3 separate regions of the Mus musculus genome follow, and regions 1 and 2 are each linked to region 3. Evidence: chromatin loops called from intact Hi-C (ENCODE). Cell type or tissue: left cerebral cortex. All regions are shown on one strand. Each heading gives the region's core, and the rest is flanking DNA. Links, peaks and the distances in the headings are about the cores only. Region 1 overlaps Gsg1l (GSG1-like). Region 2 overlaps Gtf3c1 (general transcription factor III C 1). Region 3 overlaps Gsg1l (GSG1-like).

Region 1 (10,589 bases), core at 3,125-8,124, 100 kb after region 3:
TCTCCAAGCCTCCAGATAAGGGTCACTGGTGAGCCTTCCAATTCCGGATTGTAGTTCATTCCAAATATTGTCAAGTTGACAACCAGGAATAGCCACTACAGCACCTAACAGCATGCATGAATATGCTACTGGGCACCGCTAGCTTCCTTTGATAGATGAGAAAGATGAGACTCAGAGATGCAAAGATCCTTATTTAAAACTGCACAGTAAGGATGAGATGGGCTCAAGTCTGTGCAGTTGAGACTCTGAGCCTATTCGGAGCTGGCCATGTCCCCGAGAATCAGAGCATTTGATAGGAGGAAGCAGACTCACCATCAAACTCAGGGATCCGCTTGTGCCCACATAGGCGTCCATATTTGCCCCGTGTTCACAGTGTATGTGGGGGTGCCAGGGGCGCTTACTACAGATGTGGGGGGCTCTGATTCAGGAGTCAGCCTTCTCAAAGGCATGGTGCTTTCTAGAATGTCCAGGGTGCTGGATGCGGTCAGCAGTGGTGGAAGGAGGCCCGGGCTTCCTACTCACAGGAGTAGGAACACTGAGCTTGCTCTCCGTGGAAGCTAATCCCTGAGTGGGAGCCTGCCATGAGCACACCTTTCCTGATCCTTGCCTCCTTCCCTGTCCCCTTTCTTCTCTCCTGTGTTTCTTGAAGCCACCTTCCCGATACACCCTGTCCCCTGTCCTTGGGTGTGAGGAGAGGGGGCTGAGGAAGAGGTAAATGCAATACTCCCAGTGGGTGTGGCTGAGCAGCCCCAGGAGCATACCCTCAGTGTGTGTGGAGGAGTAAAGGGAAGAAGACTGGGCCAGAGAGTTCTTTAGAGGCTGACCATGTATGCCAGCCACATGGAGTGGGGGATGGGTCCCTGCATGATTATTCCAGACCTTTCTCTGACTTGGTCTTTCCTCTGCCTCATCCCTTCCACCACAGGTGCTCCAAGACTGCCCTATTCTGGGGTTTTGCATCTGTAGTACCCCCTGGGATACACATCAGTTCACCCTCTTCCTGGCCACTTTTCTGCATGTATGCCTTGCATACTTAATGCTGGAGTTAGTGTCACCTGGTCTCCAGGGTTGTGCCAGAAACCGAGTGGGAACTCATGAGGTACTTTCCTGGCGACCAAGGATTACTTTCCTGGTAATCTTTGATGCTTGGATACTGCCTCCCTTTTGCCTGGCGGTTCACTCCGGTCTCCTTATCTGCAGACAGTGTCCTGGCAGAGAGGAGGCCATTCATTCCCAGCATGCTCAAGAGCTTGTCCCAGCTCAGCATCAGTAGCCAGGACCGGAGATGGGCAACCCTCAGAACCTAAAGCTGTGGTGAATAGCCTGAAGCCCCCAGTGCCTCATTAACACCACAACTGCGTGTTATACTTTCATGTGATCCAACTAGGGAAATTGCACCCTGCGCTGCGAAGGGAGCAGCTCAGATCGTGCATACCCCACCCTGGCAAGCGGCTTCTCATCAAGCCCCAGTTCCTGAAGCCCTGGACTGCTCAGGCTCGTGATGAGTGCTTCCCGGCATACGTGCAGAATATCACTTTGCACATTCATAACTTAACATTATGCAGAGGTTCATCAAATTTGATTTCCCTTCCCTCCGAGGAGAATGTTTCAGCCCTGCTGCTCTGTTCTATTTTCTTCCTCTCCCCCCCACCCCGCCCCCCTTGCTCTTTGCCTACAAGCAGCTCTGAGCATGTGGCTTTGTTGCATGGCTTTTGCAGGGCAGCTGAGAGACACTCAGGAGAGCCGCTGGGAAACAGAGTGCTGTGGTCTGACCTGGCTCTTCACTGCTGTGTGACTTGGCTCTAGGCAGCAAACAACTCTGGGCCTGTGTCTTCTGCACATAAAGAGAATCCAGGTCCCTTGGCATCTGGAAATGCTGACATTTTGTTCCCCTGTGGTGTAATGGGCTCAAGGCCCCGCATGAGAAGGCAGAGGGGAGAGGGAGAGGGAGAGGGAGAGGGAGAGGGAGAGGGAGAGGGAGAGGGAGAGGGAGAGGGAGAGGGAGAGGGAGAGGGAGAGGGAGAGGGAGAGGGAGAGGGAGAGGGAGATAAGCTTGGAAACCACCTGCTTAGGTTAGAGGCAGGATAGTGCTTCAGATGGGTTGTTAATCTTGTAACAGCTCAGCCTGACCCACACCCCCTAAGCACCCCAAGTGTGACTGACTTATTAATGCCCACAGAATCTCTAGGAGGTATGGAAAAAGTGTTGTCCCTACTTTACATATGCCAAGTTGAGTCCCAGAGGGGTGCTGTGATTTGTCCAAGGCCACACAGCTGGCTAGTACCATCCCAGGCCACATAGTTACCATGGCATTTAATCTTGGTCCTTGATGACTATTGTGTGGCAAGGACAGAGTAGCCTTGGCAGAGGAGTCTCCGGGTAGAGGAGCCTGGGTGGAGGAGCCTCAATGTGAGAGGCAGGCAGGGCCAGCACACGCAGGCTGGGAAGTGTGAGCACCTGGCTCATCACAGCACAGTGTTGGTTCCCACTTCCCCATTGTCACCATCAAGAAAGGAGTCTGCATCCCACCCTCTATATCCCCGTGGGGTCTGGAAACTGCTGCTCTGGGAAGCTGTTGGGCAGATCGGCCTGGGCTGTCTCTTCCCTACCTCATTCCCACTCTTACCCAGGTCCTTTTGGAATTTTCTCAACAAGAGTCCTTCAAAGGTGTGAGGGGCTGTTAGGTGGGTTCTGAGTGGCTAGGGGCTTTGAAACATTGTGTGTGTGTACATGTAAACACATGTATGTGCACACGTGTTAACACATAGCATTCTCATGGGAAAGGGCAGGTCATACCACCAGGCTGGCTGACCCAGCCCCTGAAAACTGGCAACTGGGAGTGGTATGTCCTAAATCTATGAAGCCTCTAGAATTCTAAAGGCTTCTTGCCCACTGTCTTGCTGCCAGCTGTCCCCAAGGAGAGAGTCGTAACTGGCCTCCTGGGGAGTGGGTGGGAGCTGTTGAAGGTAGGCACATATTTGCAAATCAGGGGTTCTTTTAAATACTCAAATGCTCAGATCTGGTTTAACAGCATGTGAGAGGAAATAAGACCTGTTGGGTCAGACCCTGGAGAGAACTCCACCACACTGACCAAGCAGCCTGCCTCCCTGTGGGTGCGGCAGCCTCTGAGGAACCAGGAGCCCAGAGCTGTTGAGAGGACACTCCCACTCGGGTGGCCTCCTGCCACCTGCTTCCCTCCTGCTTCTTGGCTCTTCTGATGACTCATAGCACATGCTCATTCCTTGACTCAGCTCGAGGCATGCAGCTCACTCTGCTCGCCCTGTGTGTCAGCCTTTCCCGAAGGGAGCTCACTCTTGCTCTGCAGCCCGACCCAGCCCCTGGATCCACAAGGGCTCTGCAACACCAACATTGTTAATTAGCAGCAGGTCAGCCGGGGTTTCCCATGGCAGCCGTGTCTTCTAGCTCTCTGCCTGCCCTGAGCCCTGAGTCAGTGGAATCAGACTTTGAGTTGAGTCTGCGAGCTACGCTTGGTGGCAGAAATTGTGGGAGTGAGAATGGCAAGTTCAAAGCCTGCCTGGCCTACAGAGTAAGTTCAAGGGCAACTTAATGAGACTCTGACTTTAAAAAAAAAAAAGTAATAAATAAATTTAAATTTTAGAAAAGAGGGTGCTGGATGTGATAGCAGATGCTTTAGCCCCAGCACGTGGGATGCAGAGGCAGATGCAGTTCTGCAAGTTTGAGGCCAGCCTGGTCTTCATAGTGAGACCCTATCTCAAAAATGAATGAATGAATGAATGAATGGCATAGGTTTAATCATTAGTACTGCAAATATCTATACACATACACATATACATGCACATATACAGCATATATGTGTGAATACATATATGAGAAAACAAGTAGAATAACCTTAGGGGCACGAGTACCCTCACCAAGTTGCTTCACCTCTGGGGAGTCCTGTTGTCTGGCTGGGGAGTGAGTGTGTCCTACCTCCCAGCATGGTCACAAGGTGACTGGAGACTTAGTAGGAGCATCCTCTCTTGCTCCCCGCTAGACTTCTGAGATCTCCCTCTGCACAGGGAGAATAATACTACCCCCTTAGGAAGAGGGGCATCCTTCAAGCCAGTGTTTCCTATCCCTGTAATCATCCTAGCAGAAGAGTAGGGACTCTGGGTCTCTCCTTTGATCTATCTGACTTCTAAAACAGTGGGCCCCAAGGAATTGGAATTTTCTGGGAATCCCATACTGAAGTCTGCTGCTTCCAGGGAGTGGCCTGTCTCCTAGGGAGAGATTTCACAGGGTACTTGTACTGGCTAGTTTTGTGTCAACTTGACACAGGCTGGAGTTATCACAGAGAAAGGAGCTTCAGTTGAGGAAATGCCTCCATGAGATCCAGCTGTAAGGCATTTTCTCAATTAGTGATCAAGGGGGAAAGACCCCTTGTGGGTGGGACCATCTCTGGGCTGGTAGTCTCAGCTCTATAAGAGAGCAGGCTGAGCAAGCCAGGGGAAACAAGCCAGTAAGGAACATCCCTCCATGGCCTCTGCATCAGCTCCTGCTTCCTGACCTGCTTGAGTTCCAGTCCTGACTTCCTTGGTGATGAACAGCAATGTGGAAGTGTAAACTGAATAAACCCTTTCCTCCCCAACTTGCTTCTTGGCCATGATGTTTGTGCAGGAATAGAAACCCCGACTAAGACAGTACTGAAGGCTTATCAGACACCTTGTAGACCAGACCAGACCAGACCAGACCAGACCAGACCAGAGCCCACACAGTGATGGACAGACAGACAACACCTTGATATGGACACATCTTACCCTCTATTTAAACCAAACCTCCTTCCAGGGCTTCAAAGATGGTTGTTTGGGGTTTGGGATCATCATTTTTCTGTTAGATCCTCTTCTCAATGTGGCCACATTGAGTGAGTCTCTTTTCTCTGTGTCACATGGAGTAGAAACCATTGCAAAAGTCCCTCCCTGAAGCCAGCTCTCAGAAACGGCATTTCCCAGACGGTCACAAAGCAAGCTGCCTTGCATGTCAGGGGCCTACATGGGACATTGTCATTCCTGCATGGTGAAGGGTACCTCTGCCTGCTCAGTGGCCAAACATCTCAGCAGTCCCAAAGGGTGTTCTGAGTTCACCCCAGCACCACAATCCCTTCTTCTGCCTGCTACCGGGCTGCGTGGAAGGCCTCTCTCCCATCCTCACTTCCCACTCATGACACTACCCACGCCAATCTGTCTCTCAGGCCCTCCACAACCCACTAAGGCACTCTCAACATCGAGTGCAACACACTCTAACATGACTGCCCAGTCCTGGCTTTTGAGATCTGTTGCCCTGGTTCTGTAGCTCCCACTTCAGGCAACCCCAGTCAACTATTCCCCTGTTGCTCTTCCTGGTGTTTTCCCAGGGGCGATTTCTGCCCTTTCCACTTGCAGGGTATCTGGAGGACTCTTTGAAACACAGCAGTGCAGTAACTGAGGCAGAACTGACCACCCACAGAGATCACTCAGAGTGTGGACATGGTCTTCTTTATTTCCTACCCTCCTCTCCTTGGTATTGCTGAGTGCCATGCTTCCTTAGGCCAGGGAGCCCTCCTCTTCTTCCCTCAGTGACCACATGGCTTGGGACACCCACATCTCAGAATCCCACTCTTTGATGCAGCTACACTTCCTATTTCAGCATCTAAACGTGACTGCCCATCAGCATGGCTAAACTTACTCACATGCTTGCCCCCCAAACGGAGCCTACTTGCTTCTCTGCCCCAATTGCATGTTTCTTTCATAGGTGTTCAAACTGGTGAAAACAGGGTCCCTGGTCCCATAGCTCTTCTTACCCCAAGACCAGTGAATTCTCATCAACACAACTAGACCTCTGCCTTAGTCCCTGTTTTATTTCTGTGAAGAGACAGCATGACTAAGGCAACTCTTACAAGAAAGTTTTTAATTGGGGGTTGGCTTACAGTTTCAGAGGCTTAGCCTGTTCTCATCACGGCAGGGAGCATGGTGCTGGAGCAGGATTCAAGAGCTACATCCTGATACATAGGCAGCACACAAAGGCACTGGGCATGGCCTGGGCTCTTTGAAACCACCAATCCCACCCCCAGTGACACACTTCCTCCAGCAGGGCCATGCCCCCTAATCCTTCTGATCCTTCTCAAATAGTTCCACTTTCTGATGACTAAAGCACCACAGACTCCCTTACCCATGTGCCACCTCTGCAGCTTCAGGGACCCATGAAACATGGGAAGTTACAGAAGTCAGAGAATCATTGGTCCATTTTTGACTCCCAGTAGCTGTTGCTCAGCAATGCTCTGATGTGACCAGGATAATGGCCCCTCCTCTCCATCCAGAGTGCTGATGGGACTTCCTTGGTCCTCAGGGCATCATGGGAACATCCCAGCCTTGCCCTGTGTTCTGCCTCATTCTTTGCCTGCCCTGGTGTCTCTGATCTATTTGCACTCTGGGCATCCAAGCATGAGCACATGATCATACCAAGGCATCATGGCTTGTGGACAGCTGGCTGTGCTCCTTCCCCATGGGAGCAGTCCTCAGGATGGTGGAAGGGTCTCCTCCCCATGAATCAGGAGGTCTCATGCTGTCCATGGAGCCTTGCAATAGGAGGAAGCCTGTGGACACCTTGAAGGAGGCATGGAAGATTGGCATTTGGAGGGGACTAATGCTGGAGACTTCATATATTTCCACCCTTGCCATTCACAAGATGTCTGCATGCCTCTCTGCAGAAATGGAGACAAAATAAAGCACTCTTCAAGACCAGGCCAGAACTGAATGTGGTGGGGGAACTGCTCTTTCCTGATATATTCCAAATGACTCATCATGCAAAAGAAAGGGAAAAATTTCGAAAATAAGATATCTTTAAGACCCATCATGTTCTCCTTCTCTTGGAGCTGCCCTTTTGGTGGGATGCCGTGGAATCTTCATTTACCATCTGCAGGTCATTTATTTCTTGTATTCCTTTTAATTCTATCCTTCACTCCTTTCTAAATTGACCATTTAAAACCAATGTGTTTTCAGTCCTCTGGGGCTGTCTTCTGGATCTGTAACTTCTGAGTCTCAGATCTAGCTTTGAGGAGGCTTTGATGGGACTTCTCGGGGCTCCTTGCAGGGCACTGCTCCAGGCTGGGGTCCTTGAAATTGTTATTCCAGGGAGGAGTGTGTCCCCCAGGATTTAGAGATTGGTGCCCAGAAGATCCCAACACCTTTGAATTGCACCAATTGATCCTGCGGATCCACACCAGCATTGGAAGGCATGACAGAGAGTGGGGTGGGGGTGGGGGTTGTCCATAGGGTAGGAAATGGTGGAGGGAGTGTGAGAAGAACATCTGGAAGCAACATCTGGAAGAAATGGCTACTTCCTGAACTCCTCAGCTTCTTCCTACCAACTAGCTGGGCAGAGAAACAGTTGTGGGAAGGTCTTGAGCCATGCCTCAAAGCCAGGAGAGCCAGGCTTAGCAGTTGTTCTGAGATTCAACTGGGATTTGCAACCTACAGTATGGACCTCCATGGAGCCCATGAGAAAGCATAATCTAGCGGATTCTCAGAGTCTACGTAATTGTGGCTTTGGGTGATATCTGTGCCCATTAAGTTTGGGAAACATTGGGCTGTGAAGCAGAACAGATAGCCATCCTCAGGATCCCAGGAGGCAATGTGGCCAGCAAGGGTCAGCAGTTGGGCAGGGACTACCTAAAGTGTTCAGAATTGAAATGTATTCTTGGTGGATTTGTCCTTTGATGAGTATGAAGTGTACTTCCCTATCTCTTTTGATTAGTTTTGGCTGAAAGTCTATTTTATTAGATATTAGGATACCTACTCCAGCTTGTTCCATGGGTCCATTTGCTTGGAAAACTTTTTTTTAGCCTTTTACTCAGAGTGGAGTGTCTATCTTCGTTGCTGAGTTGTGTTTCTTGTATGCAGCAGGCTGATGGATCCTGTTTATGCATCTACTCTGTTAGCCTATGTCTTTTCATTGGAGGAATGGAGAGATATTACCACTGATTGTTAGTTCTTATTATTCTGATGGTGGTATTTGTGTGTGTGTGTGTGTGTGTGTGTGTGTGTGTGTGTGTGTGTGTGTGTGTAAGAGAGAGGGGGCTCTCTTCTTTTGGTTTGTTGGCATGAAGTTATTCATTTCTGTTTGCAAACATCTTCAGAACAGAAATGGCGGCCAGTGCAGGCTCTCTAGCTGATGCTGGTGGCAGTTCAAGCCTACGTGGGATGCATGTGCAGGGGTGCATACTGAAAATGGAGAGGAAGAGATCCTTTCTCACAGAAGCATGGAGTCAGATAGTGCCGGCAGTGGCTGGAAACAACTGGCCTGGGGTCAGGGAAGGGAGGCTGGCTTTGAGGATGGTTCTGATGGGATATTGTGCAATGAGGCCATGCAGGGAATGAGGCAAAGCTGATGATGGGTCCTTGCCCACCTTGTCCATCTTGGCTCCATTTGGCTGCAGCCCATCTAACCACATGAGAAGATTCGACCTGCAGAGGTCTACTGTGCCCTCGTTTCTTCTCCCTCTCTGAGAGCCAGGTGTTAGTGTTCAGGGCCCCTCTGCACTGCCACCCTCCCCTGTTGCTCTTTTGCTTTCTGGACACTGCTCTTGGCTTTGACCATGACTGCCCTTGGACCTGGGAGAGCAACTCAGTGGCTTCGGTGATGTGACCATCAGTGAGTCAGTCCACTGACAGCTCAAAGTCTTTCCTCTGCGTCCTTCAAAACATGAATGTTGGCGCAGGCAAGGCAGAGGAGGCCTCTCATCCCAGCATGCAAGAGACTTGGAACAGGAGGATCTCAAGTTCAGTGCCAGGCTGTATAATGGGACCTTGTCTCAGAAGTCATCAAGAAAGCTAACTGGGATGATGGAAGAAGGGCACACGTGCTAATGCAGCAAAGGAGCACCTCTCTATAACTGGAGCTTTGTGGTGACACTGGGTGTGTTGCCGATGACGAGAAGACTCTCGGCTATGGGAATAAAGAGGGCAAATGGCAATGGAAGTTGTGGATGGATGAGTTTGCCTGGTGCTACCCACATACAGCGTTAAGCAGCAGGTAATAGATGCCCACCCACTGGATGGAGGAATTGAGACAGGGGACATGGAAGACATGTACAGATCTAAGCAGCCAGCACAAGGTAGAGCCACAACTCAGGAGAACCTGAGGCCTGGGAAGGTACACGTGCCACATCCAATGTCCCTGTTCCCGCCTGCCACCCATCAGAGTGTGGGTTCTGCCAAGCCCCTTTCAGTCCTTTTAGACACTTTCTGGGTCTCTTCACACAAAGCAGAATTACTTCCCAAGAAATTTCTGCTCAAATCACCTTGTGACATTTGCAGCTGTTTTCAAGCAAGAGCTTGATGTCCCTGGGGAATGTCGTGGCCAGGAGCAGCCAGGTTGCAGGCTACTGTGTGAGGACCAGCAGAGACTTGGAACATGAGATGACATCTGACCCAACAAACCAGACCAAAGCCTAGCCCTGCCGGGAATCGCACTGCCCTACCCCCCACTGCCTTTGCTTTTCTCTTCTCTCCTCTTAACTTTTGTTGAGACAGGGTCTTGCTTTCAAATTCATGATGCCCCTGTCTCAGCCTCCTCCGCTCCCAGCTTCTGTGTAGAGTCAGTTCTGGTAGATTCTCCAGTGCAGGTCCACATCTGCTGGCCCTGCGGAGCTGTGGCAGAGCTTGTACCTTAAAGAGAAGGGCTGAGCTTAAAGTGGCTCTGGGTGGCAGCCGACCACCCTTCTACTACAGCCTTCTGGGGGCTGAGTGTCTGCTTCCAGCAGGAAAACACAGGATCCAAGTGACATCTGAAGATCTGGGACACTGGGGTGGGATGAACTGTGGACCTCAGTTCAACAGTGACCAGGCAGTGAGACTCTGTAGCTCCCAGCTCCCCTTTACCTCATCTTCCCTATGTGTTTGGTGGGTGCAGTGGTTGTCGTTGCTGTATTAGTAATAGCAGCCACCACATCGTGGCCTCTGCTGTTAGTAATGACAGCCACCAGAGCACCTCTAATAGTTGTTTCAAGAACTAAATAAAGCCCAGGAGCTGATACAATATGAGGAAGGAAGACCCACATGGGGTTTAAAACTCCATTTATTATATGTAAGTACACTGTAGCTGTCTTCAGACACTCCAGAAGAGGGAGTCAGATCTCATTACATATGGTTGTGAACCACCGTGTGGTTGCTGGGGTTTGAACTCAGGACCTTCGGAAGAGCAGTCAGTGCTCTTAGCCGTGGAGCCATCTCTCCAGCCCTGTTTAAAACTCCTAATGGGTAACTTCTAGCAATAGCCAAGTTGAGACCCACTGGGTTGGCACAAGCAACCTTCTGACAGGAATTAATTTTATTTATATATGTGTGTAGCGCATCCCCCTTTGTCCCTGTTTCCCTCTTTCCTTCCCTCTCTATCTTCTTCCTCTTCTTTTCCCCTTCCCGTGCACGTGTGTGTGTGTGTGTGTGTGTGTGTGTGTGTGTGTGTGTGTGTGTGTGTGTGTGCAAGCCCTGGCCATGTGTATGGTTACTGATTGCTTTGCAGCCCAATTGTCCCTTGAATACCTGTTTCTTTTCCATAGATGGGAAAAGTGGTGCCCATATCTCAGGGTGTGGGCA
Region 2 (5,000 bases), core at 1-5,000, 310 kb after region 3:
TATTTATTTATTTTTCTCTACTGCCTTTGGGAAGACTCTGTTAATGATTCATGCATACACTTGGATTTTAAAAGCAGTATGGAAGTCTTGGTGGACAGTCTTCTCTTAGCTCTGCCCCTACCAGTCTTACTCTACCCTATCTACTGTTGCAGGGTCTCTCAGCACATCTCTTTCCCCTCTTTGTAGTCACAGCAGGGTGTCTGTGCTGCTCCATACTTTGTTCAGCTCCTCGAGTGCAGCTTGGCAATCTCATTAGTACCTGTGGCATTTCTTCAGTTACTGTCAATTGGTAATTGTCATCCTGGAAACTAGTGTTTCTGCAGTGCTGGGATTCCCCAGTGCCTTAACTTAGCAGTACCCGTGGGCTTATGTTTTGCAGGGGCTGTGTGAAAGGACATTCAAGCGTCTGTACCAGTACATGCTGAATGCTGGGCTGGCCAAGGTGGTGTCCCTTCCCTTGCAGGAGATTCACCCTGAGTGTGGTCCCTGTAAGACCAAGAAAGGTAAGAGCAGAACCTTGTGGCCAACTGGCTCTCCTTGTTGTCATTTTCTCTGGTCACATTCTGCCTTGAAGTGTGAAGATTACACTTCATTCAGTTCCTTACTGCTCAGTGCCTTCTATCTAAAAAGGATCCGAGAAGTGTGCCCCGAATTCTAGTGGACTCCTCTGCAAGGGTGTCCTCTAGCAGCCTTCCCTCTTGCACCAATCTCTTCTTTGTGCCTTCATTCTTTCCTTTTTTGGTACTGGGGACTGAACCTAGAGTGTTGTGCTTTCTGGGTCAAGGGCTCTACTGCTGAGCTGTTTACCAAGCCCTGTTTGAAATACAGTCGTGTCACACAACCATAAGAGTGTGTTTCAGAGATGGACAGCACAGCATGCACTCACACATAGATAACGAGGGTCAGACACTCAGGGTGGCTTCTTGGTGTAATCCAAAGATAGTCAGCACAAAGTGTACACGATTGGCTGGATATACAGGCATGGTGCTTACAATAATAAACATTTTCTTCAAGTAGGAGGAATATGTTGTAAAATTATCATGGTACTCTGTAAACCAGTAACAGAATAGTTGATTAGCGAGCATTATGTACTGTCTGTCCCTGTGCCGTGCTTTTGCCTCAAATGCAGGAGAAATCATTACACTGTCACAGCAAAGGGTCATTGATTGAGAGAGGTTTTTAACTTCTTTATAACTATGATACTGCTGCTGTGTGTACAGCACACATGACTGCTCTGCATCATAGCCTCTGTAGCCCTACAAGGTTGATCTTAGCATCAACATCTGACCTATAAGAAAGCTCAGAGATGCTAATAGAGTTGGGAGATGGCTTTGTGGGCAAAGGGTTTGCTGAACAAGCATAAGATCTGGGTTTCGGTTCCCCTGAACCCGTGTAAGAAGCTGAGTATGTCGGAGAGCACCTGTAATCATGGTGCTGGGGCAGTAGGGATTGTGAGGTGAAGGTAAGTGGATCCCTGAGGCTTGCTGGCCAGTTTTAAAAAATGAAGGAGAGATGTAGAAGGATTTTAATCCAACAGCACAACTACTCTGGCTATAATACAGACATACCCTTAGCATACACCTTTAATTCCTCTCTCTATAATACAGACACTCCCTTAAGTAAAGTTAGTTTATAGAAAGAAGCATCCATGTCTGAAAGTGACGTCTCCTAAGGCTACTTAGGAGAATAGTGTAGGGAAAAAAGGAAGCAGTTTTACTGGGACAGTTAATAGAGGTCGCAGAGAGAGAACAAGCTAGACACTGGTGAAGACAAAAGGAGCCAGAGAATGAGAAGGAGCCAGAATTAGAACATGTTGCCAAAGTTAGTAAGAGCCAAGAAGAGCAATTCAGGAGAGGCCAAGAAAGAGAAGCCAGATTGAATCACTCAATTTGGAAAGCCTTTGAGTCAGAGCAACTGACTTGAACCAGCCAGCCAGAGTTCAGAAAGAACAAGAAGGGCTGAGCTTAGTCAGCCCCACGTCGCAGAGGCTGAAAACATTGTAGACCTAGATAAGATTGTAAGAAGGCTAGGAGCTTCTAAGACTAGGCCTAGGTTAGCCGACTCTGGAGATAATAGTTAAATCAGGTGAATAAAAGAGACTTTAGCATCAAATGCAATTGACATAGGTTTAATACAGACTTCTGACCTCCATGCAAGCATACCTACACATACATTAGCACACCTTACACACACACACAGTTTGGACAGTCGATATTCCACAGTTATAGACTGTAAAGAAGCTTAAGATAGAGGCTGGAACAATGGCTTAGTGCTTAAGAGCACCAACTGCTCCTCCAGATGGACCAAGGTTCAATTCCCTACACCCCCTATGAGAGCTCACAACCATCTGGAGCCTCATTCCAAGGGAATCTAATGCCTTTGAGAGTATTGTATCCACAGATACACATGCAGACAAAATACCAAACACATAAAAATTTACAAAAAGAAACTTCACAGGGCAGGTAGTTTACAACACCATAGCAACTTCCTTTAAGCCCTTTTTATTCTTGACCTGTGCCTCTTGCTTGACAAAATCTTTGTAAAATCTGAAAGTTGGAGCTTTCAGTAGATTAGAATGGTGGAAGATAAATGTTTTTCTCTAAATGCTACTGAAATGATAATAGAGACATCACATGGGGTAAGCCAAGAACACATCAGCAGCTCTCAGCAACACTTGGTGAGCAGACTGGGAGAGAGCTAAGTACCTATGAAGGGTGGGTAACTAGAAGTTGACACCTGAACTGGAAATGAAAGATTCCAGGTGCCTTTGAAAGGACAAATACAGATGGGGCAGAGATTGGAGGAGCTGATACTCTGCATGAGAAACATCACACTTCACCTCCCTCCTGTGTGCGACGTGTCAGGAGCCTAGAGGGTTTCTAGATGTGTGGGTGTAAGAACATCCTGGGACAAGATGGAGTGCTAGCGGTGGAGGATGTGTGGCTATCCAGAGGTGTGATTCCCAGCAGCTGCTAGTTCCTTTGGCTGTCTCATGGTCCATCACATTTGATGACATTCTTCCACGGTTTCCTAGACTTTCTCCAGCATAGCCACATGCTGCTGGCAAGACCAGAGGAAAGGAATATGGACTGGGAGTGCTTATCTGTCCTGGTTTAGTCAAGGTTCAGGATCTCCAGCCATGGCTTCTGGAACAGCAGAGGGACTAGAGTCTAAGACATGGGTCTTCCCTGAGCTAGGCATGCCCTATACTACTGAGCTCCACTCCACCCCGTCTGATACCTAAAAGCAAATGTCAGCTCTTAGAAGTGTCCAGCCTCTAGAACACGGGCAACCAGAATTAAAAGACCTGGGACTGGAGACTCCTGTTCTGAAAAGTGACCAGTTGAAGGCAAAGGCTTCTCAAAAGGAGTGGATGTTTATGAAAGCAGAGCAGGAAGCTATGAAGACAAAGGAAGGAAAAAATATCTTAGTTCAGTGGCACAGGAGAGAGTAGGAGAAAGTGCACAGAAAGGTCTCAAGAAAGTGGAATGCCAAGTTGAAACTAGAAAGGGCTCGGGGTGGGGTGGGGTGAGTCCCTGAAAGGGATACATGGACTGCTGTGCTGCTGGTACCGTCTCCTTCCACTGGGCTCTTAACAGTTCCGTCACTCTGTAGCAGCACAGCCAGCCAGCCAGGCCTTTAACAGTGGGCCTTTGGGGACACTTCCAAACCATAGCACAGAGAATTTCTCCAGTACTGGTTGAAGGGGAACCCTGACAAGGTAAGACAGATGCAGGATGGGAGGGCTCAGGAGGTCAGAGTATTCTAGTCTCCTGGGCTGTTGGAAGTAAGGTGTTAAAAATCACAGACCTTTCAGTGAGGAGACACAAAGGAAGACTCTGCATTGCTATGCAGGCCACTGTGGCCAGAGTTCTCTTCCAGGCTGAGGTTCCTGCAAATTCAAAGCAACCACTTGACACTAACAGATACTAACTGGGCTTTGAAGTCAGGCAGTCCTAGCTTATGACTTCCTGGTGGGGAGTTAAGCCTTCAGGAAGTTACTTGACCTGTCTCAGCTTCCCCCAGTCAGCTTACTGGGCTAATAGCACCTACCTTCTAAGGTGCTGTGGTGCTCATGTGGGATGGTGGGCTCCGAGTAGGGCCAGAGGCGCATAGCAGGTAGGCTAGATCTAAAGGGGCTTTTTAGAATTTGTTTTAGACAGTGTTACTCTATAGCCCTTGCTGGCCTAGAACTCATCAGGACCTAGAAGTGTTGGAATTAAAGGCAAGTATCACCACACCTGGCTAGATGTGTGTTTTGTTTAGTCTGTTTTTGTTTTTGTTTTTAAACCTGGGAAGTCTTATGTGCAAAGAGAATATAGTAGTAAATTTCCTTCATGACAGTTGACTGGCAGGTGGAGCCTACCTCCCCATTCCCCTCTTACCAGTGACACCTGCCTGCTGCTACATAACATGCAGTCTGTTTCCCTCTGTGTTTCATCGCCTTCAAGCTGTGTCTGTCCACAGGGAATCTCCGTAGGCCTGGCCTGGGAGGACAGGACTTCCTAGGACGGTCAGCATGACTCAGAATACAGGCAGGGATACAGAGGTGGCACCCTAGTTGATCAGTAAGGACAGTTAGACTGGGAAGACTTATGTACACACCAAGCCTATGATTGCTAGAGGTTGTTCTTAGCCATGATAGTCCTTGTACCTACCGTCTTCCATCTCTTTCTTGGGTTTGCAACCTGGACTCCTAGCCAGCCTTTCCCTGTGTGGTGGTCCTGGCTCTTTGGCTTTTCTTAGTGACCTTGTGCTAAGGTCTGTGCTCTGGGAGGAGCTGCTCACACACACCCTTTGCATGCTTTGTGTTCCTAGTGCCTGGGCAGAATCAGCTCAGAGCCAGGTGAGTGTGTGATACATGTAATTTAACCAAGCTCCTTTTCAGTTGCTTTGCATGTGCAGGAGACAGAGCTGAATATAGTTTTCAGCGTTGTATGCCTTGAGCTTTATCGGTTCTGCTTTAGAAAAAAAAAAATTAGTATAAAACATTTTTTCCC
Region 3 (10,589 bases), core at 3,252-8,251:
CAAGCTGATGGAGGCAACCCCTCAACTCAGGCTCCCTCTCCCCAGGGGGCTCTGGTTTGTATTAAATGGACAAGAATTACCCAGTTCAGGGTCCTTGTCTACTCTTGAAAAGAGGTGGTTTGGTTGTCACCCTGGCTGAGGCTGTTTGTGTTCCTGGCCTGCTGATGGAGCTGAGGTTTTTTTTCCCCCCTCATCCTGTGTATGTTCCTTTCCACAGGCAGCGTCCTGCAATGCACAGGCGCTGGTGAGGTCAGTCTAATCCCTCTTTGTGTCTCTTTACTTGGTGTTGCTTCCAAGACTTGGTCCTTAAATCCAGCATCATGGCACTTTCCCACGAGATTCTCTTCTATGGCTCATTGTCTTAGCTCTTTGATCCACTCAGGCTAATTTGAATAGAGTTGTGCCAGGAGAAGCTGAGCTGTGCTGCTGACTTGGCTCCACCCTTTTGAGCCCGTGCCTTTCGTGTTTTGCTGAGTTTTCTCCCTGGGCCAAGTGCACCAACCCAGCATCCCCATTTTTTTTTACCTGTGCCTCTGCTCTGTGGGTGCAGAGAAGGAAGTGCTGGGGGACCCTGCCTGGCTCCATTCTTCACCTGGCACTATGTTCTCCTGTTTCTTGTGAGAGGCCACAGGACCTCAGCTGTCACCTTGTTTGGACCATAGATGGCGTTGGGTAAGCTCTAACCACAGGCAGCCACCATTCCTGTTGTCAGAGATGCCTCCCAGGACTGCCGGGTTCTGTCCCCACTTCGTTTGACACAGTAAATGTCTGGAGGCACAATCTAAACTCCTACAGGTCACAGTCAGAGTACTGAGACAAGGCACGAGGAAAGAGGACACAGTCAGAGTACTGAGACAAGGCACGAGGAAAGAGGACAAGGCCTAGCCAGAGGTGATGCATTATGGATGCTCAGATCAGAGGATCTGGAGTGTACGTGGGTCACCCGCTAGGGACAGCTGCAACCCCGCTCCAGCCAGCTGTTGCCATCTGCAGAGGCCAGGTGCTGAAGAGAGCTGGACTCTGTGTGTGTGTGTGTGTGGGGGGGGGGTTATTAATTGTTTATTTAGTACAAGTCAGAACCTGTACTGGCAGCCACATTGTATGGAAGCCAAGTTCCTAGGTTTAAAGCTGTCCTTCTCCATTCTTCAACTATTTGCTGGGGTTCAGTTCACTTGCCTGGACTGTGGAGATGGTCATAGTGTCTGTCTGCCCAGACTGTAGGGAATTTTAACTGTGACAATTTAAAAAAAGGCTCCAATTAACCAAAGGAAGTGATTTGGGTTTGTTCATTGCTGTCTTTTCAGCACCGAGAACACCGTCAGCCACACAGATGGACATGGCTATGAGTTTACCCAGAACTGCTTCATCATCCACTCACCCATCCACCCACCCTCCACCCATGCATGCATCCCAGTCACCCATCCACCTACCCTTTACCCATGTATGTATCCCACTCACCCATCCACCCACCCTCCACTCATGTATCCATCCCAGTCACACATCCACACACCCTCCACCCATGAATGCATCCCAGTCACACATCCACTCTCCTTTCACCCACTCACCCATCCACCTACCCTCCACCCATGTATGCATCCCACTCACCCATCCACCCACCCTTTATCCATCTATCTATCTACCCACTCATGATATCCACCACCGATTCATGCATATATGCATCCATGCATCCATCCATTTAACAGTCCATCTACTCACTCATCCACTCACCCTCTGTCCATCTATCAAAGCATCCATCCATGTATGCGTGAACATGAACATCCATCCATCCATCCATCCATCTATCCATCCATCCATCCATCTATCCATCCATCCATCCATCCATCCATCCATCCATCCATCCATCCAAACATCCATCTATGTATCCATGCATGCATGCATCCACCCACCCACTCATCTATTCACTCATCCAGCCCTTGTTCAGCTACTACGCCATCAGTCACTCGGGCTGTATGGATTGATCTGATCCTGAAGCCCTGTTAGTTTTGCTGATTTGCTGGCAGCATCTGTGCCTTTTTTTTTTCCATCATGAAAAGCATTGAAAGGTTGCCCAGGCCTGTTTATCTAGATGCCTGTTGCAAACATTCCTTTGTGACTGTCCTGTGATGTTTCTCCTCTTCCTTGTCTTTTTGAGTAATGGCAGGGTCCTCTGTGTTAAGACTTCCAGTAGGTAGTATGTGTATATATTGGGGGTGAGGCACATGTGTGTTGGGAGAGGGTGGTGGTCCACTCTAGCAGTCCCTCCACAGCCTCGGGGGCTCTCTTCATTTTCCCTTGCATTAGAGGTAACAGGTTAGCCCTGGCCACAGGGTTCATCTGCATGTGGAGTGCTGACTTCTCATTTGAGCACACTGGTGTCCTGTGCACCAGGCCCAACCTCCTCTTCTATAATGGCCTTGCCTTTTCTGATCTCTGGAGTTTTCTCTATCAAGCCCCTGACTATGGAAAGAGAACAAACTGAATGTGGCCAGCTCAGCCTGGGCATGGTTCATCCTATTGACTATAACTCAGTAATATGGCTGTGCTCAGCTATATGGAACATTGGGAAATGTAGTTTTATTGTGGGCCCAGGAGGGACAGGAAACATGATATGTGGAAATGCTTGTCATATTCCACACTCTTTTCCCTGCCTCCTGGGCCAGAGAAGCGTGGGGGAGGGCTGCAGGAGAGAGGCTACTCTGGCCTTCTCTTCCCCTAGATGTATGGCAGGCTGTGAAACCTGTAGCTTGTGAGTGTGAACGTCCAGACCCCTGCAACCCACAGTTGCTGCTCCAATGCCCCGGAGCTGGCTTTCTGTATTCCCTACACTTCTGAGGCTGGGAGCGCGGGGTGGGGGCAGTGTGGGGATGAAGGGAGGTGTGGACAGATATCCCTGTGTTGGTTAGAGATTTCTGGAGGAGACATGAAACTAAAAGAGAGCAGACATATCTCCAGAAGCAGTTTCTCCAAGGAGCGGAGCATGGCGCGGAGGGTTTCAGGATACAGAGGATAAGAGAGGGGGAAGTTTGAGGAAGGAAGCGTCCATCTGCGGGTCAGTTCCCCGGTAGTGGTAGTCAGACTGCCTTCTGGAGCTTCTCCGTCCGCCAGGGTTCATGTCATTAACCTCTCATCCTGCCTGCTGGACACTTGTCCACTCAGAACCACTGGGAGAGCTGCCACCCTCTCGATGGCTTGTCACTTTGAAATTGGAGCTGAGAATCAGAATTCGAAGCTTATCCGCTTTCAGGTGCTCTGTTCCTTTCAGATCCCGAGGTCACTGCAGATTCACAGAACACTTATTGATCTATTGGAGGGCCACCACACCCAGGTGTGTGTGTGTGTGTGTGTGTGTGTGTGTGTGTGTGTGTGTGTTCATGCAGGGGTTGGTTTTGCTTGGCCGGGATTCACTCCGTCCTGTCAGTTCAGAATGCTCTTTCTCTGCCAGGGAAGCCAGAGGCGGTGCAGAACCTGGGGAGACCCCTGACTCTGTGCCTTTGGCCGGAGCGGGGTTTTGTTTCCCATTGGTTAATATGGTCCTGAGTGTGACGAAAGGGCACAGTGTGCTCCCCTTAGAAGGCTCCTCACAGCAGGGGGAGGTCTGCTTGACTAGATGCTAATGGCAGACAGTCGCCTGGGTCCACCCTGCCAGGCTGTGGCATTGTGGGATGTTTCTACCAGGACACTAGATGCTTATTAAAGGATGTTTTCCTCAAGGAAGACCTTTGTGGAGCCTGGAATTCTGATCCTTGGGAAGTCAAGAGTCACGACATTCACAAGATGGTTTTCTTCAATACTAGGGAGTCTGAAAGAGGAGGACCGCTCGATTGTCTTCATGCTGTCATTGGACAGGGGCTGCTGAGGTTCTTGGAGAAGGACACTCATTGGCTGAAGGTCTTAGATTCCACAACCCATGTGCAGTTACCAGGGTGACGTCTGGCTGTACTTGGGATGGGATCAAGTTGCCAGGCAAGTGTTCACTGGGGTGTGTCCTCTGCCGAGCATCCTGTGGGCTGATAGGCAAGGTAGGGAAAGGCCTTCTAGATGGAGGATCAGCAGATGTGAATTCCAGGAGCACTTGTGGGTTGTTCTGTCTACAGCAGCTACCAGCTCCAGACAAAGGGATTTGAGAATAGAGGGGAGATAGGTGGGAAGTGTCAGTAGGGCTGGGGTGCAACAAACACCAAAAGTCACTCCAAGAGGGGCTAGAGAGATGGCTCAAAAGTTAAGAGCATTTGCTGCTCTTGCACAAAAGACCAGAGTTTAGTTCCCAGCTTCCCAGCACCCACACTGGGAACTCACAGTCCCCTGTTATTTCTGTTCCAGGGGATCCAAACCCCCTTCTGCCTTCTGTGGGAACCTGCACACATGTGCACATACATACACGTAGACACTCACACATCAATAAAAATAAATCCTTTTTATACACGTCACTCACAGAGCTTGGGCTCCCTGGAAGCCATGCAGAGGGCAGTATATGGCAGTCTGAAGGCTGATTTACCGGTGTCCAGGCAGAAGGCGGCGTCTATGGGAGCAGCATCCCAGAAGGCAACTGATCAGGGGCAGAGAGCTGGGGTTCTGTGTGTATGGAGGAATCCAGTGTCAAGTGATAGCTTAAGATCTGGACTCAGTTCCACAATCATAGGAAGAAAGACCAGTTAGGCCAGACACCTCTCACCACCGGAAATAGACTCAGGAGAGTCCCATAACTGTCAGCTCCAAATCTCTCCCTTTCCTATCATTGTGTAGCTAGACGGGGAAGGAGTAAGAGGAGACAGAGGTCCGGCCTTTTCCAGCAGCCTCTCTGGGGCAAATGGGGGATATTTGCTGCTGGGGCCATTGCTGGAGTAGACAAACTTTGTCTGCATGCTACCCAAACACGATACTTGAGAGGCAAGATTTGGTGAGAAGAAAAATCAGGTTTATTTTAGGATTGATACAGAGACAACAGGGAGGGTTACTCTCCTCCCAGCACCATCTGGAGGAACCCTTGTATAAAGTCCTCTTACAGGGCAGGAAAAGAAAGCTGAGAGTGGGTGGGAGTCTTCAAGTGCCTCTATATCCACTCCCCCACCATGGACAAAATATACTGACCGGCCTTCACCTCCTGGGGCTAGCGCCTCTAAATCTTTAAAAATTCCATTCTGCCCATCATCACCTTAGGCATCCATATAACCTGAAAGTCACTGGATGCTCCGGGATTTGTAAACCTAAGGAAAGATTATTTAGCATGATCATTTAGACTGTAGAAGGCCAGCAAAGAAGAGGGGGCAGGCACAGGAGACTCACACAGTGGCCACTGTTTCCAGGATGGGGCTCCTCACACTCTCTGAGCACCCTCAGCTTCTGGTCCCCCTTGGTGTCCTCTCTCCAGAGTTCTGCTGTCATTTGTCTAGAACACCCCCTTATCATACCCTACTTCCTTCTGCCCACAAATCCCACAGAGCCCTGTTCTATGAATCTTCCTGTTACCTGTCTTGCTCTCTTCATAGGACCTTGGCCTCTTTGAAGGTCCTGCCAGCTTCATTCAGTGCCAAATCCTAGCATGGTATTGGACATCACTGGGGCCTTGGCATTGGTCTAAGCCCATGCTCTAGAGCCTTTGCTGAGCCTCTGCTGAGCTTCTGCTGAGAATCTGCTGCTGAGCATGCTCCATCTCATCAGCCGCGCATCCTTTCAGCAAGCCCACGGCACAGCTGTTTCTTCAGCTCCTTCTTTGCAGAGGAGAACTGGGGCCTGGAGAGGCTGACCACATTGCTTATGCTCATACATCTATGAAGGAATAGAGTCAGTAGTCAAGCCCAGAGCTCTTTGAGGGAGGGGGTTTTATTTTCCTCTGGGTTCCCTCAACTTTCCAGTCTCTTCCACACACTCTTGTTCTTGAAAATAATATTCTTCTCTCATGTATTACATCTCAACTACAGTGTCTCTTCTTCCATCCTCTTCACTTTCTTTCCCCTACCTCCCCTCAGACAAGAGCAAGCCTCCCAGGGACATCAACCAAACATGGCATAACAAGCTACAGGAAGACCAGGCACATACCATCACATTAAGGCTGGATGAGGCAACCGGTAGAAGGAGAAGTTCCCCACAAGCAGGCAAGAAGTCAGAGACAGTCTCTGCTCTCACTGTTAGGAGTCCCACAAGAACACCTAACTACTTAGCCATAACATATGCAGAGGACCTAGGTCAGACCCCTATAGACTTCCTAGCCTCTTCAAGTTCACTTACATCCTGGTCAATTGATTCTGTGGGCCATGTTCTTGTGGTATCCCTGACTCCTCTGTTCCTCTGATCTTTCCTCTCCTTCCTCTTCCTCCTCCAAAGGACTCCCCCAGCTCTGATTAATGTTTGCCCGTGGACTCTGTATCTGCTCCCATATGTTGCAGGATGACGTCTCTGGTCTCTCTGATGATGGTGTGGTAGGCTCTGGTCCCAGAACACTCCACAGGCAGGGCAATCTGTAGGTCGAAGATTTTGTGGCTGGGTTGGTGTTCCAGTCTCTTCACTTGAAGCCTTGCCTGGTTGAAGATGGCTGGTTCCGACTCCATCATCCCCAGCACTAGGAGTCTTTGCTAGGGCTGCTGTTATGGATTCCATGGAGTTTCCATTACCCTAGGTTTCTACCTCACTCCCCAAATGCCCTCCAATTCCAGATGTTTCTCCCAGTATTTTCTCCCCCAACAGCTGATCCCTCCTGTTCAACCCTACCCATCTCCAGTCTACCCTCAAAATCTATTCTACTCCCCTTCCCAGGGAGATCCTTGTATTCCCCCCCTTAACTTCTCCTTGTTATTTAGCCTCCCTGAGTCTGTGGATTGTAGCACGATTATCTTTTAATTTATAGCTATTATTCACTTATAGGTTAGTACATCTCAAGTTTGTCTTTCTGAGTCTGGGTTACCTCACACAGGATGATTTTTCTTAGTTCCAGCCATTTGCCTGCAGATTTTATGATTTCATATTTCCTTATCCATTCTTCTGTTGTGGGACATCTAGGTTGTTTCCAGTTTCTGGCTATTATGAATACAGCTGCTATGAACATAGTTGAGAAGTGTCCTTGTGGTAGGATGGAGCATCCTTTGAGTATATGGTCAGGAGGTGTAGTTGGGTCTTGAGGTAGATCAAGTCCCAATTTTCTGAGAAACCACCACATTTATTTCCATAGTAGCTGTACAAGTTTGCATTCCCACCAGCGATGGAGGAGTGCTCCCTCACTCCACATCCTTGCCAGCATGTGCTATCACTTGAGTTTTTGATCTTAGCCATTCTGACAGGTGTAAGATGGAATCTCAAAGTAGTTTTGATTTGCCTTTCCCTGGTGGCTAAGGAGGTTGAACTTTTCTTTAAACGTTTCTTGGCCTCTGTTGAGAATTCTCTGTTTAGATCTATACCCCATTTTTAAATTGGGTTATTTGGTCCAGTTTCTTGAGTTCTTTTAAGATTTTGGCTATTAGTCCTCCATCAAATGTGGAGTTGGTGAAAATCTTTTCCCATTCTGTGGGCTGCCATTTTGTCCTATTGATGGTACCTTTGCCTTACAAAAGCTTTTCATTTTCACGATGTCCCATTTATTTGTTGTTGATCTTAGTGCCTGCATGATTGGTGTTCTGTTCAGGAAGGTGTCTTTTGTACCAATGCATTCAAGGCTATTCCTCATTCTCTCTTCTATCGGATTCAGTGTATCTGGTTCTCTGTTGAGGTCTTTGATCCACATGGACTTGAGATTTGTGCAGGGTGATAGATATGGATCTGTTTACATTTTTCTACAACCAACATCCAGTTATACCAGCACCATTTGTTGAAGATTCTTTCTCCCCCCCCCCCTGTATATTTGTGGCTTCTTTATAAAAAAAAATTCAGGTGTCCATAGGTGTGTGGGTTTATTTCTGGGTCTTTGATTTGATTCCATTGATCAATGTGTGTGTTTCTATGGCAGTACCAAGTGGTTTTTGTTACTAATGTTCTGTAGTACAGCTTGAAATCAAAGATGATGATACCTCCAGAAGTCCTTTTATTGTTAAGGATTGTTTAACTTCCTGGGCTTTTTGGTTTTCCATATGATGTTGAATATTTTTCTTCCAAGGTCTGTTAAGAATTGTGTTAAAATTTTGAAAGGGATTGTATTACATCTGTATATTACTTTTGGTAGGATGGCTATTTTTACTATGTTAATCCTACTGATCCATGGGCATGGAAGACCTTTCTATTGTCTTATACCTTCAATTTCCTTCTTTAAAGACTTGAAGTTTTTATCATACAGATCTTTCACTTGCTTGTCTAGAGCCACCCCAAGATATTTTATATTATTTGTGGCTGTTGTGAAGGGCGTTGTTTCCCTGATTTCTTTTTCAACCCATTTGTCATTTGTATATAGGAGGGCTACTGATTTTTTTCAATTAATCTTGTATCAAGCCGCATCAGCTGTAAGCATTCCCTGGTAGAATTTTTGGGGTCACTTATATATAGTACCATATCATCTATAAATATGTTGACTTCTTCCTTTCCAATTTAGATCCCCTTGATCTCTTTTAGTTGTCTTATTTTTCTAGCTAGAACTTCAGGTACTATATTGAATAGATATGGAAAGAGCAGACAGCTTTGTCTTGTTTCTGATTTTAGTGGAATTACTTTGAGTTTTTCTCCATTTAATTTGATGTTGGCTTGCTGTATATTGCCTTTATTGTGTTTAGGTATAGACCTTGTATCCATGATCTCTTCAAGACTTTTATCAAGAAGGGGCGTTGGATTTTGTCAAAGGCTCCATCTGATGAGATGATCATAGGCTTTTTCCTTTCAGTTTGTTTACATGGTGGATTACATTGACAGGTTTTTGCATGTTGAACCACCCTGCATCTCTGGGAGGAAGCCTACTTGTTAATGGTGGATGATCTTTTGGATTTGTTCTTGGATTCAGTTTGTAAATATTTTGTTGAGTATTTTTGCATCGATGTTCATGAGGGAAACTGGTCTATAATTCTCTTTGTTGAATCTTTGTGTGGTTTGGGTATCAGGGTGACTGTAGCATCATAATGAATTTGGCAATGTTCCTTCTGTTTCTGTTTTATGAAATAATTTGAGGAGTATTGGCATTGGCCCCTCTTTGAAAGTCTGGTAGCATTCTTCACTCATCCCTCACTTTTAAGCCCCCCCCCACCCTTAGTTTGGTGATGGTTGAGAGGAGTGGCCCTCAGAATACAAACGTGGCTACAGCCTGTGGGTGTGGTGCTGTCTCCCTGCGGATGACACGTGCCTGGAAGGATCACTTGTCCCCTCTGGAGTTCTCAGCCTTCCCTTAGGACTGAAGTTGACAAACTCTTTGAGATAGAGATTAAGAGTTAATTTGGTTCAGCTTGGCACCAGTGGCCCATGTGATTCAAAACACAGGCTTTAGCCTCCAGCACAGCTGGGTCTCAGGCAGGGCTGGCCCTTGGCCAGCACTGGGCTCCAGGCCTATCCCTGGACCCTTCAGACTGGGAGACTAGGGTGGCAATGACACCTCAGGTCATTTTGTTCTGGTTCCTGATAAGACTGTCAAATGTCTTTCCAGATGAAGGTTCCAGTTGTAGGTCCTCTGACCTTCACATTGTATCACAAGCGCTGACCTGTTGGTTACTTATTTGAACACCAGTTGTGTACCTTCCTGCTGTGACTTCTCTAACCTGGCCTTCATGGGCATGTTTTTATTGAGGTCAAAACTCTGAGGAGAAGAGCAAGCTGATGCTACTGCTCTAATCAATGCCAAGGCTATGATTGTCGTTGCATATTTCCAATGAATTGACTAATCTACAGTTCTTTCCCTCTAGTCCTGTGCCACCATACCCCTGTGTACTGGCCACATCCAGTTCTGTGTGAAACATTTATGTTTGTACTTGTTCTGATGCACATATAGCTTTCTATGTGTGCTTAAATGTAGATAAATTGTATATGTGTCGGTCAGTAAGGTCTCCAATAAGGCTGTGTAACAAATAACTCCAAACTCAGTGATCAGTGTACAGAAATAAGCCCAAGCTTTCTTGCTTGTGTCTGTTGGTTGCTGTGACAGGTGCTTGAGGTTAATGGATGGGTGGGGTCCAGGTTAGGGTTTGGGTTGGCTTAACCTACAAGTCTCCCATCATCCTGGGGTATCTACTCTGAGAATATTGCCAGAGCAATAGCAGAAATGCAAGACGGATGAGTGTAAATCTGTGATGCCTCCAGAGGCTCAGCTGGGTTGAGACATGGTCATTTCTGTCCATGCTGCCTAAACAACGCATGTCAGAGACCCACTGTTAATCGGGAAGGAGCAGCAAGTGAAGATGTTTTGCTAACAATGGGCCACATGAGTAACAGTGGCCCCATAACACTAAAAACAGCTAAAAAAACCAATCACTTCTTATGAGTGGCCATTATGGTGACACTGTAAAACATGTTATGTGTTTGTGGCAATGATGGTGTGGACCTGCCACTCTGCCTCAAGGAGAGCAGTGCATTCATGAAGGAGCCCCCCACCTATGCCCACCTATAGTGGTAACACTGGGCGGTGCTGTTTAGCAACTTACTATTCTATCTTTCACCTACTTTAGAGTGTGGTCCTACTTATTAATAACCAGTTC

The links. Peaks named below come from ENCODE experiments on the same cell type or tissue, not always from the same donor. Only the 100,000 strongest peaks of a DNase experiment are listed, where the experiment ranks them.
Region 1: a loop joins it to region 3, with 9 times the contacts of the local background. A loop is called at or near these places in 3 of 42 quality-filtered maps.
Region 2: it touches region 3 in a loop (3-fold over the local background); 2 of 42 quality-filtered maps call a loop at or near these places.

The regions. Positions count from the first base shown.
Region 1 is chr7:125,891,843-125,902,431 of GRCm38, reverse strand. The region is part of intron 5 of Gsg1l (GSG1-like); the gene reads left to right. Among named protein-coding and RNA genes, the nearest start is that of Gm51456, 56 kb to the left of the region's middle. In left cerebral cortex, for the core only: no CTCF peak of the experiment used is centred there; DNase peaks (open chromatin) are centred at 3,178, 5,170 and 6,750; H3K27ac peaks cover 575 bases.
Region 2 is chr7:125,688,642-125,693,641 of GRCm38, reverse strand. Gtf3c1 (general transcription factor III C 1) reads left to right here. Exons shown (of 37, transcript NM_207239.1): 6 at 380-503. Among named protein-coding and RNA genes, the nearest start is that of Gtf3c1, 17 kb to the left of the region's middle. In left cerebral cortex, for the core only: no CTCF peak of the experiment used is centred there; DNase peaks (open chromatin) are centred at 358, 1,834 and 2,910; H3K27ac peaks cover 457 bases.
Region 3 is chr7:125,995,210-126,005,798 of GRCm38, reverse strand. All of the region lies in intron 2 of Gsg1l (GSG1-like), which reads left to right. Among named protein-coding and RNA genes, the nearest start is that of Gm51456, 48 kb to the right of the region's middle. In left cerebral cortex, for the core only: no CTCF peak of the experiment used is centred there; DNase peaks (open chromatin) are centred at 5,034 and 5,667; H3K27ac peaks cover 2,198 bases.